2 separate regions of the Mus musculus genome follow, and region 2 is linked to region 1. Evidence: chromatin loops called from intact Hi-C (ENCODE). Cell type or tissue: heart. All regions are shown on one strand.

Region 1 (8,000 bases):
ACTGGTGTGGTCCCTCCCAGAAAGGGTTGAGTATCTGGAGAGGAACCTAAGACGCAAGAGCACACAGCAAAGCAAGGCACAGTCAGACATAGGACTTTGCTTCCCCACTGTCCCCTCATCCATCTGGGTCTTAACTCTACAGTCCCTGCTGGCCCCGAAGTCACTGTGGAGATCAGGCTGTCGAGAACTCAGAGATTCAAGGCATATACCACCATGCCTAGCCTGTTACTGATTGGTGTGTGTGTGTGTGTGTGTGATGTGTGTTCATGTGTGTGTGACATCAGGTGTCACTTTCTATTCAGTTCTCTTGAGAAAGAACTGTCCCTGAACATAGAGCTTGCTGACTTCACCCACCTACCCACCCCCCAACCTCTGTATGCCCTGGCTGGGTCACCAGCAATCCCTGGGGATCTTCCTGTCTGCTCTCAGTGCTGTGCGGGGCCCCAGCCAGTGTTGTGGGGCAGGAGGTGGGGGTTGCAGGTGTGCACCACACACGCTCAGCTTTTACCAGGATCCAGGTTTGAAAATGCTCTCACCACTAAGTTAACTCCTTCCCCCTATTTGCTTTGTCGTGGGTCCTGAAATCTACCCTTGAAGATACGGTTATCTTAGCTGTGCCTGGTGGTGTGGGTCTATCATCACAGCTATTTAAAAGACTGAAGCCAAAGGATTCCAAAACTTAGGCTGGGCTATGGACTGAGTTCAAGCCTAGGCAACTTACTGGGACCCAGATACACACCTGGATGACCTGATACACACCTGGATGACCTGATACACTCCTGGATGACCTGATACACACCTGGATGACCTGATACACTCCTGGATGACCTGATACACACCTGGATGACCTGATACACACCTGGATGACCTGATGCACACCTGGATGACCTGATGCACACCTGGATGACCTGATACACACCTGGATGACCTGATACACACCTGGATGACCTGATACACACCTATGAATCCTAGCACTTGAGAGTTTTAAAACTGGGGGTTGGGGGGGCGTTGATGAGAATATACAAGACCAATGTGGGCAACTGTGTAGGACCCCATCTAAAACAAAAAAGACAAAACAAAACTGAGCCAGCAAGATTGCTCAATGGTTAAAGCTACTTACCCCTGAGTTCAAGAACCTACATAAAAGATGGAAGGAGAAAACTGAGTCCACACTGTTGCCTTCTGTTCTCCACACTCTTCATAGGGCATGTGTGTGCTGCCTTCAACAACATCAACAATAACAGTGAAAATAAAATCTTAAAAACAATTGAATGCCGGGGCCTAGCAAACACAGAAGTGGATGCTCACAGTCAGCTATTGGATGGATCACAGGGCCCCCAATGGAGGAGCTAGAGAAAGTATCCAAGGAGCCAAAGGGAACTGCAACCCTATAGGTAGAACAACAATATGAACTAGCCAGTACCCCTGAGCTCTTGACTCTAGCTGCATATGTATCAGAAGATGGCCTAGTCGGCCATCACTGGAAAGAGAGGCCCATTGGTCATGCAAACTTTATATGCCCCAGTACAGGGGAAAGCCAGGGTCAAAAAGTGGGAGTGGGTGGGTGGGGGAGTTGGGGAGGAGGGTATGGGGGACTTTTGGGATAGCATTGGAAATGTAAATGAGGAAAATACCTAATAAAAAATATTTTTAAAAAGATATACATATGAAGAAAAAAAACAATTGAGTGGACTGGGTGTGGAGGCGCACGCCTTTAATCCCAGTACTCGGGAGGCAGAGGCAGGCAGATTTCTGAGTTGGAGGCCAGCCTGGTCTACAGAGTGAGTTCCAGGACAGCCAGGGCTATACAGAGAAACCCTGTCTAAAAATAAAAAAATAAATTGAATGGTAAAATTATTTGTGACATACTAATTGTAAAGTTTGTAAGACTATTCAAGGGAAGCCACAGACCAAAGGACAGAGACTGAGGGCTGGAGAGGTGGCTCAGCAGTTAAGATCACTGGCTGCTCTTCTGAAGGCCCTGAGTTCAATTCCCAGCAACCACATGGTGGCTCACAACCATCTGTAATGGGATCTGATGCCCTCTTCTGGCATGCAGGTGTACATGCAGATAGAGTATTCACATTCATAAAATAAATAAATAAAATAAAATAAAGCACAGAGACTGTATAGGCCAAAGAGCATCTCTCACTCCAAGAAAGGGAGGGCAGGGAATGTATGGCATCAGGAAAAGATTGCCAAGACAGGAAAAGCAGTGAGCCCATTTCTAGAAACACCTCCAAAGAGCTGTCCCCTGACCTCCACAACACAGAGAGGGAGGGGGAGGGGGAGGGAGAGGGAAACGTCCGGAGGGATGGACTGGGTGGGGCATAACTTTAATCTGATCAGGAGATGGAGCTAGGCCGATCTTTGTGTTCTAGGCCAGCATGACCTACAATAGTGAGTTCCAGGAAGAGGAGGCCGTGGGAGAAAGCTGAACCATGAAAGAAACACCAGGGGGAAGGAGGATTCTGGCTGGACTGACAAATGGGGCCGGAGGACAGGGTACCAGAGCTCAGCAGAGAGGATGAAGAGCCTGAGCAGGCTCCTCTGCTAGCACCGACCAGTGCAGACGTGCGTGCGCACGGACAGAAATCCAGGGCGAGCTTGCCTGCGTGGAGGGTTCACCGTGACGCGTGTAAGCGTGTAAGCAGGGGACGGCAGAGGGAAGGTGTGTGTCTCCTAAGCCTGCAATGGAGAACGGAGAACGACGTGGTGATCCCATCCATTTCCCGTTCCAGGAAGCCCGAGCTAGGCCTCTCCAGAACTTCTCCAGCCAGCTCAACACGCACAGAGTGGCTCCTACCCAGAACCTGTGCCCCAGCAAATGGTAGCAAGGATCTCCTCCCTCTCACCCAGTTCCCTTAACACTTGAGTAGGACCTGTACTTTGTTTGACGTGGCTTTCTTCCATGGCCGCCTCTTCCTGGAACTCACTATTGTAGGTCATGCTGGCCTAGAACACAAAGATCGGTGTATCTCCATTTCCTGAGTAGATTAAATGTATGCCCCACCCAGTCCAGCCCTCCGGATGGTTCTCTCCCCCGCTCCCCCCTCTCTTTCCCTCTCTCAGATCACCAGGTATGTACACCAAGGGTCTTTACTCGGTGAACTCTCTCTCTTGGGTCCTGGCACTGACCCTGTCCTGCCTCAGCCTCTAGAGACTTAGGCAGGGGCCAGTGCACTGGGCTGTGGTGACCTCTCCTTGAATACCATTGCAAGAGGAGAGAAATAGACTCAACCCTTAGATACAATAAGGGCCAAAGGAAGGCTTTGGTCCTAGAAGCTCAACAAGGGGTCTGTAGATGCAGTTAAAAAGGGAAGACACCAAGGTCAGTTGACTCTGGCTTAATGGCAGGCCAGGAGTTTTCACCTCCGAGGTGAAAGCTAAGGAGTTTCAAATGTCAAAGGTCAAATGTCAAAGGTCAAATGTCTAGGAGACCATGACTTAGTAAGATGTTGTTGTTGTTTTTCAAGACAGGGTTTCTCTGTGTAGCCTTTTGCTATCCTGGACTCGCTCTGTAGACCAGGCTGGCCTCGAACTCACAGAGATCTGCCTGCCTCTGCCTCCTGAGTGCTGGGATGAAAGCCTAAAGCCGTGTGCCACCATGCTGGACCACAGGATTTGTTCGATTGTTTTTGTTTGGTTTTAAGTAGAGTTAATTGTATTGAGAAGATGTAAGAAAGAACTCCAGAGAGTGTGAGGAACTCCATGGGAGGAACAACCAGGCTTCTTTCTTTGTTTGAGACAGGGGCCCACTCAAGGCTATCCTCCAGCCTCAACCACCCCAGGACTGTCATGACAAGTGTGCACCATGGAGTCTTCCTGTAGTGCTCTCTGCTAATACTCGATAGAGTAGGGCAGAGCCAAGGCCAAAGCTTAGCTGAAAATACGAGGACCCTGAACTGAAGTCTGGTCAAAGAGAATATTCATGAGACACATGCATTTATCTTGTATTCACACTTCTCTCTACCACTTACTTTTTTTTTATTTCTTTCTTTGTTTTTTGCATCAGAAGATTTCTTATTCTTGTGCAAGTGTGTGTATGTAGAGATCAGAGAACAACAGCTGAACAAAGCCAATTCTCTCCTTCCACACCCCTTGGGGCCTAAACAGCTCAGCCACAGCCAGTAGATGGCAGCACGTCACAGTACGAAGCCCTCAGGGTGATCCACTGTAATAGGAGTGGGAGGACTTGTGTTCTGAGTGGACCCAGCCAGGTGGACAGGATACAAAGGGGAGATGCTGGGATGCCCTTATTGACCACGTGACCTGAGGTGGGCTCAAGGCCCGCAGCAGGGCCTCACTTAGGAGCTGGCTAGGAATGTAGATTCTTTCTTTCTTTCTTTCTTTCTTTCTTTCTTTCTTTCTCTCTCTCTCTCTCTCTCTCTCTCTCTCTCTCTCTCTCTCTTCTTTCTTTCTTTCTTTCTTCTTCTTCTTCTTCTTCTTCTTCTTCTTCTTCTTCTTCTTCTTCTTCTTCTTCCTCCTCCTCCTCCTCCTCCCCTTCTTCTTCTTCCTTCCTCCTCCCCTTCTTCTTCTTCTTCCTTCCTCCTCCCCTTCTTCTTCCTCTTCTCCCCTCCTCCTCCTCCTCCTCCTCCTTCTTCTTTTCCAGTACTAAATACAAGGTCTTTATCTCTTCCAGATTAAACATTTTGGGTGGGCTGGAGAGATGACTCAGTGGTTAAGAGCACCAACTGCTCTTCCGAAGGCCCTGAGTTCAAATCCCAGCAACCACATGGTGGCTCATAACCATCTGTAATGATAACTGAATCTCTTCTGGGGTGTCTGAAGACAGCTATGGTGTACTTACATATAATAAATAAATAAATCTTTTAACAAAAAAATTAAAGATTTTGGGTATAATCATATAAAGATAAAGAATCAAGTTTTGCGACCTAAAAACATTTACTTTTTAAAACTATATTAAACCGTGGTGGCTCACGCCTTTAATCCCAGCACTCAGGAGACAGAGGCAGGTGGATTTCTGAGTTCGAGGCCAGCCTGGTCTACAACGTGAGTTCCAGGACTGCCAGGGCTATACAGAGAAACCTTGTCTTGAAAAACCAAAACCAAAACCAAAAACTATATTAATACTCTAGTAAACTATACAAAAATATAAGGTGACAAACATGTACATTTATAGAACTGCATATCAGTCAGGCCAGATCCTGCAGAAGGAATTCCCAGCATGGCCTCATTCATCTGTGAGGACACAGAGCAGTCCTTGTTTGGCCAGACACCATCTTCTCCTGCATGAGCTGCTCTTCACAGCTTGATGGCTTCCTTCCATAGTTGTCTACCTCTCAGGACAGACATTTACCTTCCTCATCCACCAGCCATTGGAGGAGGGCCTGGGCCACAAAGATGATTGATTCCACCCATTCTTGGTGGAGGGTTTCCTGATGGGAAAACAAAAAACAAAAAAACCCTACAAATCCTGCTATTCCCCCCAGAAGAAATCTGTTATGAAAGACAGTCTCCATGGGAACTGATTCTGGCTGCCCAGCACTTGACCATTTGAGATATAAACCAACTTTCCTCCATTTACCTGCTTCCTAAGGACAGAGAAGTCCGGACCTCCTGGGGTTGCCGTACCTAGCCTCTCTCCACAGATTCTTGACCCAATCCTCCCACCTCCAGCCAGAAATCAGAGTCAGAGTCAGAGTCAGGGCCAGCAATCTGTTTGTCAGGTCCCTGGGTGATTCAGATGTGTGTGGAGGTTTTAAAGGTACCTTTTCTCTCCAACTTCCTCATTCCAGGAATGGGGAAATTGAGACCAGATGAAGGAAGTGACTTATCACACCAGAGAGAGCCCAGGAGGTGGTGATGGAGTAGCAGAGGGGCGGAGAGATGCCTCAGCAGTTAAGAGAGCTTGCTGCGCTTTCAGAGGACCTAAGTTGGGTTCCCAGCACCCACATGACAGCCTACAACCACCTCTAACTCCAGTTTCAGAGATTCAGAGATTCTTTACATATTCTTAAAATTTCAATCTCTTTAAAATATCCATCTCTTTTAAAATTCAAAGTCTTTTTACAATTAATAGTCTCTTAACTGTGGGCTCCACTAAAACAGTTTCTTCCTTCAAGAGGGAAAATATCAGGGCACAGTCACAATCAAAAGCAAAAGTCAATCTCCAACTGTCCAATGTCTGGGATCCAACTCACGATCTTCTGGGCTCCTCCAAGGGCTTGGGTCACTTCTCCAGCCAGGCCCTTTGTAGCACACGCGTCATCCTCTAGGCTCCAGATGTCTGTACTCCACTGCTGCTGCTGCTCTTGGTGGTCATCTCATGGTACTTGCATCTCCAAAACACTGCATGACCCCTTCAGTCCTGGGCCTTCAATTGCAACTGAGGCTGCACCTTCTGGCTTCCTCAAGTACTGCACATGGACACACACACATGGCTGAAGAGATGGCTCAGCAGTTAAGAGCACTGGCTGGTCTTCCAGAGGACCTGGCTTCAATTCCCAACACCCACATGGCAGCTCACGATTGTCTAACATCTGTTCCAGGGAATCCAACACCCTCACACAGACATACATGCAGGCAAAACACCAGTGTATATAAAAATACAAATAATAAGTTATTAAAGACAATAAACACACTTCAATAATAAAGTACATAACTTTTAAAAGAGAGAACTCAATTCTGCATACTTCTTTTCCCTGGTTCTTGTAATGTTTCCTTCCCTCCCTCCCTCATGTGTGCATGCCTCTAGCCACCATCACACACCCTGAGCCGCAGACAGAGCCAGGTGTTGGGGGACATGCCATTTCTCTTTCCCATGGCGGCTTCCTCAGAGCCAGATGTCTGGGAGTGAGAATTCTGAGCATTAGCTCCATCTTTCCCAGGTCACCCCTGCCACCTCCAGTTGCTTCTATGACTCTACACAGGTCAAGCACAGGCTGCAAGAGGGCCTCGCCTTGCCTTTCTGGCCTTTACTCTCATTTTGGAGGACCTGAACTCTCTCCCTGTTTCTTGATGGCAATTACTCTTTCTTGGGAGAGAAGCAAGAGCTGCCCTCCCCCAAAGGCTCTCCTTATCACAGCAGCCCCTCCCTGCAGCAGTAGGTCTGCTCCGAACACGTCAGATCCGGGACAAGAGCAGGGTCCTCAGCCTCCACAGTTGTGTAATGCTTAGCCGCATTAGCTGCATTCTTGGAGGCTACCCACTAGATGTCAGGAGAATACCTCCTGCTGGTGTGAAAACCAAAACCACACACACACACACACACACACACCCTGCATAGGGCTGTCTCACAAATCACCTAATTAACACCCTAACACCCTGTTAACTGTTCACTGTAACAAAAAAGGAAAAAGTTTGTTCCAGGCCTAGAGATGGAAGCTAAGGGCTGCTCACCTGCTGGGCAAGTACTCTACCACAGAGCTACATCCCTAGCCCTGAATAACTCTTAGTACATACATATCTCAAACATTTCTCTTTTTTTGTTTAAAGACTTAATTATTATATCTAAGTATATTGTAGCTGTCTTCAGACACACCAGAAGAGGGCATCAGATTTCATTACAGATGGTTGTGAGCCACCATGTAGTTGCTGGGATTTGAACTCAGGACCTTCAGAAGAGCAGTCAGTGCTCTTAACCACTGAGCCATCTCTCTAGCCCTCAAACATTTCTGCTGTATTCTCACATGCTGAATCTAGCAACATTACCCACAGCATAAAAATCTCCCTCCTGAAGAAGCCCTGATCATCCCTCCTATAGAGAAGACTTCATGTGATGGTCATAAGATTCCACTTAAACATTTTACCTAATGATAGCTGTAAAAATGTATGAGGAAGATACAATACCAGAGTATGTTCTAGAACTGGACATTAGAAACATACTTCCTAAGCCAGGTAGTGGTGGCACACACCTTTAATCCCAGCACTTGGGAGGCAGAGGCAGGCAGATTTCTCAGTTTGAGGCCAGCCTGGTCTACAGAGTGAGTTCCAGGACAGCCAGGGCTACAGAGAAACCTTGTCTTGAAATACCAAAA
Region 2 (8,000 bases), 160 kb after region 1:
AAAGTTGAATTAAAGTAAATTTAAGAGAGTTGGGCATGGCCCTGTGTGCCTTTAGCCCCTAAGCAGAGGGGCTTAGGAGGCAGAGGGCCAGGATTCTGCATCCTGGTGTGACCAAGGAGTTCTTGGACACACCAAAGATAGGACAGTCAGAGATGAGAGACCATCTCAAAACAAGTGTTGAACACACAGATGGAAACAGCTTAAATAAATGGTGGCTTGTGTGTGTTTGCTCCATGGAAGGCAGCAACCTAGTTTCTGGCAGAACATCACACCAGGACGTGGTACTCCCCATTAGGCTAGGCTGGCTGGCAAGAACCCTTTATGAGTAATGGCGATTAAATTTGAATTTAGGTCTCAAGCTCACACTGTTACCTACTGTGCCACTTACACAGTCCCCAAAATAATGGCTTTGATCACTAGTGACAGGATTCTTCACACCAAAACAAGCCAAGTTTTAATGTGTTAGGATTCCACGAACAAAACACACAAAAAAAAATTCAAGTGCTCACACGCCTAGTAGTTGTCTGATGATTGCTTCCGTGAAAGAGACAGATCTGCTCCAGGTTACCATAGCTAATCAAGGGAGGACTAATCCGACAATTTGCCTGTGAGACTTCCTTCCTAACAAGGCCTCCCTCCCAACTGTGTCATTTTAAATGCAACTCAACTATGAACAAAGCCAAAATAGTCTTTACCACCACACCAGAAGCTGTGGTCCCTTCACCACACACCAAGTCACAAACAAGGGACACCTGCTGGGACTGGGACATTGTCCCAGCCCTTAATTACAACCAAATCCAAACCCTAACCAACCCAATACCTCTCAAAACCCACTTAAAGGACCTCTGCACCACAGCCCACCCACAGGGCACTCAATGCTCAGTCTCAGCTGTGGGGAGACACTGGAGTCCAGGACGCAGGCTGCCGCCGCCACCAGCAATTCTCATCGAGGCTTTCTTTAAGTGCTTGTGGTCCCAGGATCTGAATGAGGCCACGCGCCTTTCACAAACACACAACTGTAACATGCATTTCTGAGAAAATTTTATTAGCTTTTTGGATCAAGTTTATTTTCCAGGAAGGATGATTCCATCGTACTGAAAGAGAAGAAATTGCATGTTTTCAGAACAAGGTCAGAGCAAGAACTGCAACAAAGACTAACGTCTGAGAATTCTGACTCCAGATACCTACACTCAAGACCTTTTCAAACACCAACCCTAGGAGGCATTTACCAAAATGCCCAGATATTCCATCTTTATACAAGCTACCCACCAAACAGCACTGTACCTGCAGAGCTCCCATCCCAACACCAGTCCCCAGCACCACAGAGCACCAGCTCACGTGGGACAATCGGCTTTACCTTCTGCTGGAACCAGCGCATGGCCTCCTCCTTGCTGATTCTGTGTTTGGCCCCAATGCAGCCTGTTCTGCGCTTCTTGTCTGCGATGCTGAACCCTGGCCTACCCAGCACCTGTGCCAGAATAACCAACAGTCACCCAGCCAGCTCAGAGTTGGCTCAACAGTGAACAGACAAGACTCACACTTTACAGACTGACCTTCAAGTCATCAAGACTAGTACCTCAGCTGGACAGAACTGTCATTAGCTACCCAGACAACACACCAGGCAGTACACACACATGCCCCGCAGGCTTCCTCCTCAACTGGTCTCTATCCTTGTAACTCCAGTCCCAATTCCAGTATGTGATTCCCTTGTCCTCTCTCTTCTGGCCTCCACAGGCACCAGGCACACACATGGTGCAGATATACATGCAGGGAGTTCAAGGCCAGCTTAGGCTGTAAATCAAAGACCCTGCCTCAAAACAAAAACTTACATGTGCAATGTGGAAAAATTTAAGTCGCCAAAAGCAGCATACCCCCCCAAAGCGCTTTCCACTATGATAACGGCCATTCCCACATGACAATCCCCATTTGAGCAGTCTGCACCCCCCACATTTCCATGACTTCCTCACAGAACTCCTGTGCCCCAGGCTAAGGAGATGAGTGGAGACAGGGAAGCAAATTCGAAGGGCAAATGCAGCCCAGGATGACCCAGAGAGCTTTGCAACGGCAGGGAATAAACCCCGGAACCTCTACACTTGCTACAAGGCCCTTTTCTGAGGGGGACACACAGGCAGACAAGACACGAGACTTCAACCCAGCTCCCCATCCCAACAGCAGGACAGCATGTGTGGACGTCGACAGAGGAGCCACCTCTCCCCACAGGCAGCTTGGGACTGAGAAGTCCACATACCACATAGAAGTCCAGGCCGTAGATCCCAATGCTTGGGTCGTATTTGATGCCCAGGTCAATGTGTTCTTGAATTCCAAAACCAAAGTTTCCAGTATCCGAGAAGTTATTTTTCCGCAACTCATACTCCCGCACCTGAATGGACACAGAAGTGACCATGCTATCCATCATGTTCAAGTAGCCCAACATGAGCTCAGATCAACACCCAGTAGGCCCAGAGCAAAACCAAAACTCTGTGAGTCCTAGCTAGGAGCACAGGTATCCCTCCCCTAACCAAGTCATGCCCCAGCTACAAATGCCATCAAACGATCCCCACTTCCAAAGAGCAGAGAAAATCCCAAGGACAGAAATCCAGGAACAGTCATCTCTGAAACGCCAAGGCACTGTATGTGTGTATATATAGCCCATCTCTGACAATGCAGCAGCCTCCACCCCACCAGCCTCACCTTCAGGCCTTTCTCCAGAATTTCCTCTGCCTTGGCTCCGCGGACTGTGCAGTGAACAGCAATCTTCTCATTTCTCCGGATGCCAAAGGACCTGACAGTGTATCTAGCTGCAGGACGGGGACACAAGAGGCAGGTAATGTCTTATTTCCATTGCACGGCATCTAGCGTGTCAGTCAACATCGTCCACAACACAGAAAACAGAGCTTTCCATCTCTAATTTACCCAGCCATACTAAGAACCTCAAACAGCATGGCCATAGTAACAGACACAGGTTAGCAAGACTGTTACATTCCTTGAGAGAGAAAAATCTCAAATGTAGCCCAGGCTGGCCTTGAACTGGCAGCAATCCTCCTGCTTCAGCCTGGGTAATGGGGTTACAGTTGTGGGCTATCAGGCCCAACCAATGATTATGCTCTAATTGGGAGACTAAAACTGACAAAAGCCAGTGTTTTCAAAATGCTGACTGTGGTCCTAAGAAACAGTATCCAAACCCAATCACAGACCACCCACAACCACACTAGCAACAGACTCCATGTTTCTAGCAAGGTAACTCCTGTCATGTGGCCAAACAAGGGAATCACAATTCATTTTAAGTGAGTTGAGGCAGAGCCAGAAGTTAAGAAGCACTGGTGGGGGGGTGTTGGAAAGATGGCTCAGAGGTTTAACAGGTTCTGAGGACCTACACGGTTGTTCACAACCAACAGAAACGGGATCTGATTCCCTCTTCTGTCATGTGGGCATGCATGCAAACAGAGTACCCATGCACACACACACAAATACAAATAAAAGCATGGATAGGACCTCATGCCAACAGTGTACGGTATTAACCCTGTTCTTAGCTGTCAACCAGGCCCACGACAGCTCACGTTATAAGTCCATTTGCACCCGTGCTCCGGTCAGATGAAGCAAGCTTTCCAGATCCACTCCTCTCTGGTCAGCCCACCGCCACTCACCTTTGGAGAACACCGGGGTCTGGCCTGTGAGCTGCTCCAACACCTTGGCTGCCCGGGTCAGTCTGTCTCCGCTCTCCCCGACGCAGATATTGAGGCAGAGCTTGCGGATGCGCAGTTCCCGCATGGGGTTCTCCTTTTCCCCTTGATCTTGCTGCGAAGAGGGACACAGCCATCAACACCCTCCCGCCCCGTCAGAGACGAGAAACAGCCAAGGTCTTCTCCGCTCTGACTTCTATCGTCCCGGATCCCGCCTAAGCCCTCGGGACCACCAAGGTCTCCGCGTTTGGAAGAGAACGAACACAGAGAGAGAGCCTGAATCCCAAGCGGATCCACGAGTAGGGAACAGACACTAGAGATCGTAGAAAGTATACAATGTAACCCTAATCAAAACTACAGGAAGTACCGGCCTCTGCGCCATGCCGTCCCCCTTCCCAAGCTAGCACGGGTCCTGCGAGTAGGACTCGCAGAAACTCCCCAGCACCACACAAGCTGCAAGTGTCCCCTTGGCCCCGCCGTGGACCTCCGCACGTCGCGCTCGCACTTCCGGCAGCCCCCAGACACTGCGTCTGGGCCCTCGGGGCTGCAGACCTGAGCCCCATTCTTAGGATGGGCGGCGATGCGGCGGGGGTGCCCCACGGCCGCCCAGTCCCGCCGGGCTTAATGCCAACAGCCTCGCGGGCTCCGTCCTCCTCCGGCCACCCGCGAGACAGCCGCCCTGGGCTCCGCCGACTGCGGATGGAGACGGATGAAAGCGAGGCAAAGCCAACTCTCGCCTACTCACCGCCATGGTGGAGAACAGGAAGAGAGAGGGAGACTTCCGGCCCCGTGGCCTTATGGGTCAGGAGGCGGGCTTTTCTTCTAGGCAGACAAACGAGGGGAGAGGGGGAAAGAGAGGCATAGCTGTCGTGGCGCTGCCACCTCTAGTGGACTGTCCTCGAAACTGCAGTCATCTTGGGCAAAAGACTAGGTCGTGGGTTGTCCGATGCTGGTATGTTCTTGAGTCCATGACTCCAAGAACAGTCTCAGAACCTGGTGGTTCTTGAGTGATGTCACTGCCCAAAGTCCATTAAATCAGTTGAGCAAAGGGCTAGAGAGAAGGCTTTACAGTTAAGAACAAAATTCCCGGCATGAACACGGTATTTCAAAACTGGTTGTGCCTCCAGTTCCAGGGAGACAGATCCCTCTTCTGGCATCTACAGGCATCAGGCCATGTGTGCATACAGGCAAAACACCCATATAAATAAAATAATTTTTATAAATAAATAAGCTGAGACGCCAGGCAGTGGTGGCGCACGCCTTCAATCCCAGCACTTGGGAGGCAGAGGCAGGTGGATTTCTGAATTCTGGTCTACAGAGTGAGTTCCAGGACAGCCAAGGTTAGACTGAGAAACCCTGTCTCGAAAAACAAAAACAAAAACAAAAACAAAAAAATCAGCTGAGGCTGGAGAGACAGCGCAGTAGTTAAGAGCACTTGACAGCTCTTCCCAAGGTCCTGAGTTCAATTATCAACAACCACATGGTAGCTCACAGACATCTGTAATGGGATCTGATGCCCTCTTCTGGTATGCAGGTGTACATGCAGATAGAGTACTCATACATAAAATAAGTGCGAAGATAAAAAGAAACCATACAGATTCTAGACCCTTTACTTTGTAACTATGTTAACAAGTATACAAATCAGAGTAGTGGCTTAAATCAGCTGTTCCAGTCTGATGCCCTTGTCTTCCTTCTGAGGACCCCAGGCACACACTTACAAGGACATATGTGCAGGAAAAACTTAAATACAGATAAACTAATAAATAAAAAGTAAATTTTGAAAATAAGAGTCCTGAGCTGTGAATACAGGCAGGTGTGGGTTTGATCCAACTAGCTAGTTACTAATTAAAATTACTTCTGTCTGTTTTCCCCTTGTGTAAAACAGCTACTTCTGTGTCATGGGTTACTGTGTAATTCAGTGAAGTATGTAAGTTGTTACTTTTATAATTAAGTCAAGCCTACAACATCCAAGCAACACCCACCTTCCAAAAGAAGTATTAGACATGGTAGCTAAAAAGAAAAAGGACATCAGAGGTGAGAGAGAGAGAGAGAGAGAGAGAGAGAGAGAGAGAGAGATCTGACAATGGCTTACAGATGCTTCTGAGAAGAGATCATCAGTTACAGACTATAGGACACGCCCCCTTCCAGGGTTACATTGAATCCTCAGAAGCTGAACTCAAGGATGAGGACCACCAAGATCCACATCCCAGGCAGATGCTGGCCTTCCTTGAGTCAGTCAGTTTCTCTAACATGAATGCATGGGCAAAGAAGAACACAGACGCCTTCGGTAGAAAAAGGGCCTGCCCTCTCCTTCCTGCTGCCCCCAGTACCCTTCTCTAACCCACACAGGGAGGCCAGAAGCCCCCCAGCATTTCCAACCTTTCAAACCTACACATAATGAGAATTTCAGTTTGTTTGTTTGTTTGTTTTGTTTTTGGTATTTTTCAAGACAGGGTTTCTCTGTGTAGCCCTGGCTGTCCTGGAACTCACTTTGTAGACCAGGCTGGCCTCGAACTCAGAAATCCGCCTGCCTCTGCCTCCCGAGTGCTGGGATTAAAGGTGTGCACCACCATGACCGACTAGTTTGTTTTTTTAAAGCCCAGTTATGTTATGTGATTATGTTCTTGTTTTGATCCCAGGTGGGGGACATGGGGCTGTTTCAGATTATCCATGCCCAATAACTATGATTTCTTTTATGCTCTAGAAGGGGTGTGATTTTCACAAGCTGTAGATGTTTATGTTTTGAATTCTGGGGACACTTCAGAAAGCTTAAATGCAAGGGGCCCAAGAGGGCCTGTGACAGCTGCTGCTCCCCATGTTGTTGCTCCCCGTTGCTGCTGCAACAGATAATAGAACCCAATAAAGAAGCCAAAAAATCCAGTTATGAGTGACCCCTAACACAGAGCAGAATGAGACACATGGGGCCAGGCGTGGTGGCACTTGCCTTTAATCCCAGCACTTGGGAGGCAGGGGAAGGTGAATTTCCGAGTTTGAGACCAGCCTGGTCTACACAGAGAAACCCTGTCTCAAAAAAAAAATAAAAAAAACCAAAGAGAGAGAGAGAGAGAGAGAGAGAGAGAGAGAGAGAGAAGAGAGAGAAGAGAGAGAGAGAGAGAAGAGAGAGAGAGAGAGAGAGAGAGAGAGAGAGAGAGAGAGAGAGGATTCCTAATGCCATAGGAGAAGTGGTGGCAAGGGAAGAAGAAATGAGAGTTCTGCTTCAGGACATTACCAAAAAGTTTACTGCTGCTGGCTCTGGGTTCTCTCCCACACTGCTCCCAGAGGGGAATTTCTATTTCCTCCTCCTCCTCCTCCTCCTCATCCTCCTCCTCCTCATCCTCCTCCTCTCCTTCTCCTTCTTCTTCATCTTCTCCCTGTATTCTATTTCAAAGAGGATTGGGAGAATGGCTGAGCAATGGGAAAAGTTGTGAGTGGATATGGAGGGATCTGAGAAACAGAAAAAAAAAAAAAAAAAGAATGAAATGGGGAAACCAGAAGGATCATTCTGTTCTCTCATTTTTGAAAGGGTTGCAACATTGCCTGTGCAACTGAAAGGGCTCCAGGTAGAGACAGGAGCTCTTGAAAAGCCAGTAGCACTGGAAAAGGGGGAACAGAAAGACTCAGACCTGGTGACTCACAGCCAGAGCTTCTCATGGGATGAAAGAGGGAAGCCAGCTGGGCATGAAGGCAGAGCCTGGCTCCACCCTGTGCCTTTCACTTCTTTTCACTTCGGGTCTCAAGTCCCCAAAGACCCTGGGTGGAGCAAGGAGCCAGGAGAAGCAGGAGACCATGTTTTAAGAGGAAGGGTTAGTCTTGAGCCAAGTACCCTGCCAGAGGAGGGACCTGGAATTACAAAATCACCACCGGTTTTCTGATTGTAATTGTGCAGCACATGCCTGCTAATGATGCTGATCACGATTATGATGAGATAATGTGGTGCCCTATAGAAATGATAGATCTGAGGCTTTATAAAGATGCTATCCTTTCATGTAGAGTGCATTCCCCTTGTGTTAAATAGTCACCGGACTACCCATAATAGAGTTATTCCCCAAGACTGGAAATGTTTGCTAACAGCCAACCCCAATTAAATGTTTGCCTTTATAAGAGTTGCCTTGGTCATGGTGTCTCTTCACAGCAATAAAATCATAGCTAAGAGAGAAGTTGGTGCAAGGCTGAGGCATTGCTATGATAGGCCTGACCATGCTTTGTTTTGAGGAATATGGATTTTGCGACTTTTGAAAACAGTGGAATGCTTCAAGTGGGGTTTAGTAGGCCATACTAGTAGAAACATGGAAGACCACTGTGGTACTGAGGGTAATTTCA

The links. Hi-C counts contacts between places; a loop is a spot of excess contacts. Peaks named below come from ENCODE experiments on the same cell type or tissue, not always from the same donor. Only the 100,000 strongest peaks of a DNase experiment are listed, where the experiment ranks them.
Region 2: it touches region 1 in a loop (3-fold over the local background); 5 of 42 quality-filtered maps call a loop at or near these places.

What each region holds. Positions count from the first base shown.
Region 1 is chr4:135,885,945-135,893,944 of GRCm38, forward strand. No RefSeq gene overlaps it. Among named protein-coding and RNA genes, the nearest start is that of Cnr2, 5.2 kb to the right of the region's middle. In heart, CTCF peaks have their summits at 4,128 (motif pointing right) and 7,151; a DNase peak (open chromatin) is centred at 4,167; H3K27ac peaks cover 248 bases.
Region 2 is chr4:136,048,923-136,056,922 of GRCm38, forward strand. It overlaps Rpl11 (ribosomal protein L11), which reads right to left and starts at 4,471. Exons shown (of 6, transcript NM_025919.3): 1 at 4,426-4,471; 2 at 3,645-3,795; 3 at 2,692-2,798; 4 at 2,249-2,380; 5 at 1,358-1,468; 6 at 432-1,094. The coding sequence starts at 4,431. The coding sequence ends at 1,065. In heart, a CTCF peak has its summit at 4,566; DNase peaks (open chromatin) are centred at 3,769 and 4,489; H3K4me3 peaks cover 3,243 bases; H3K27ac peaks cover 2,179 bases.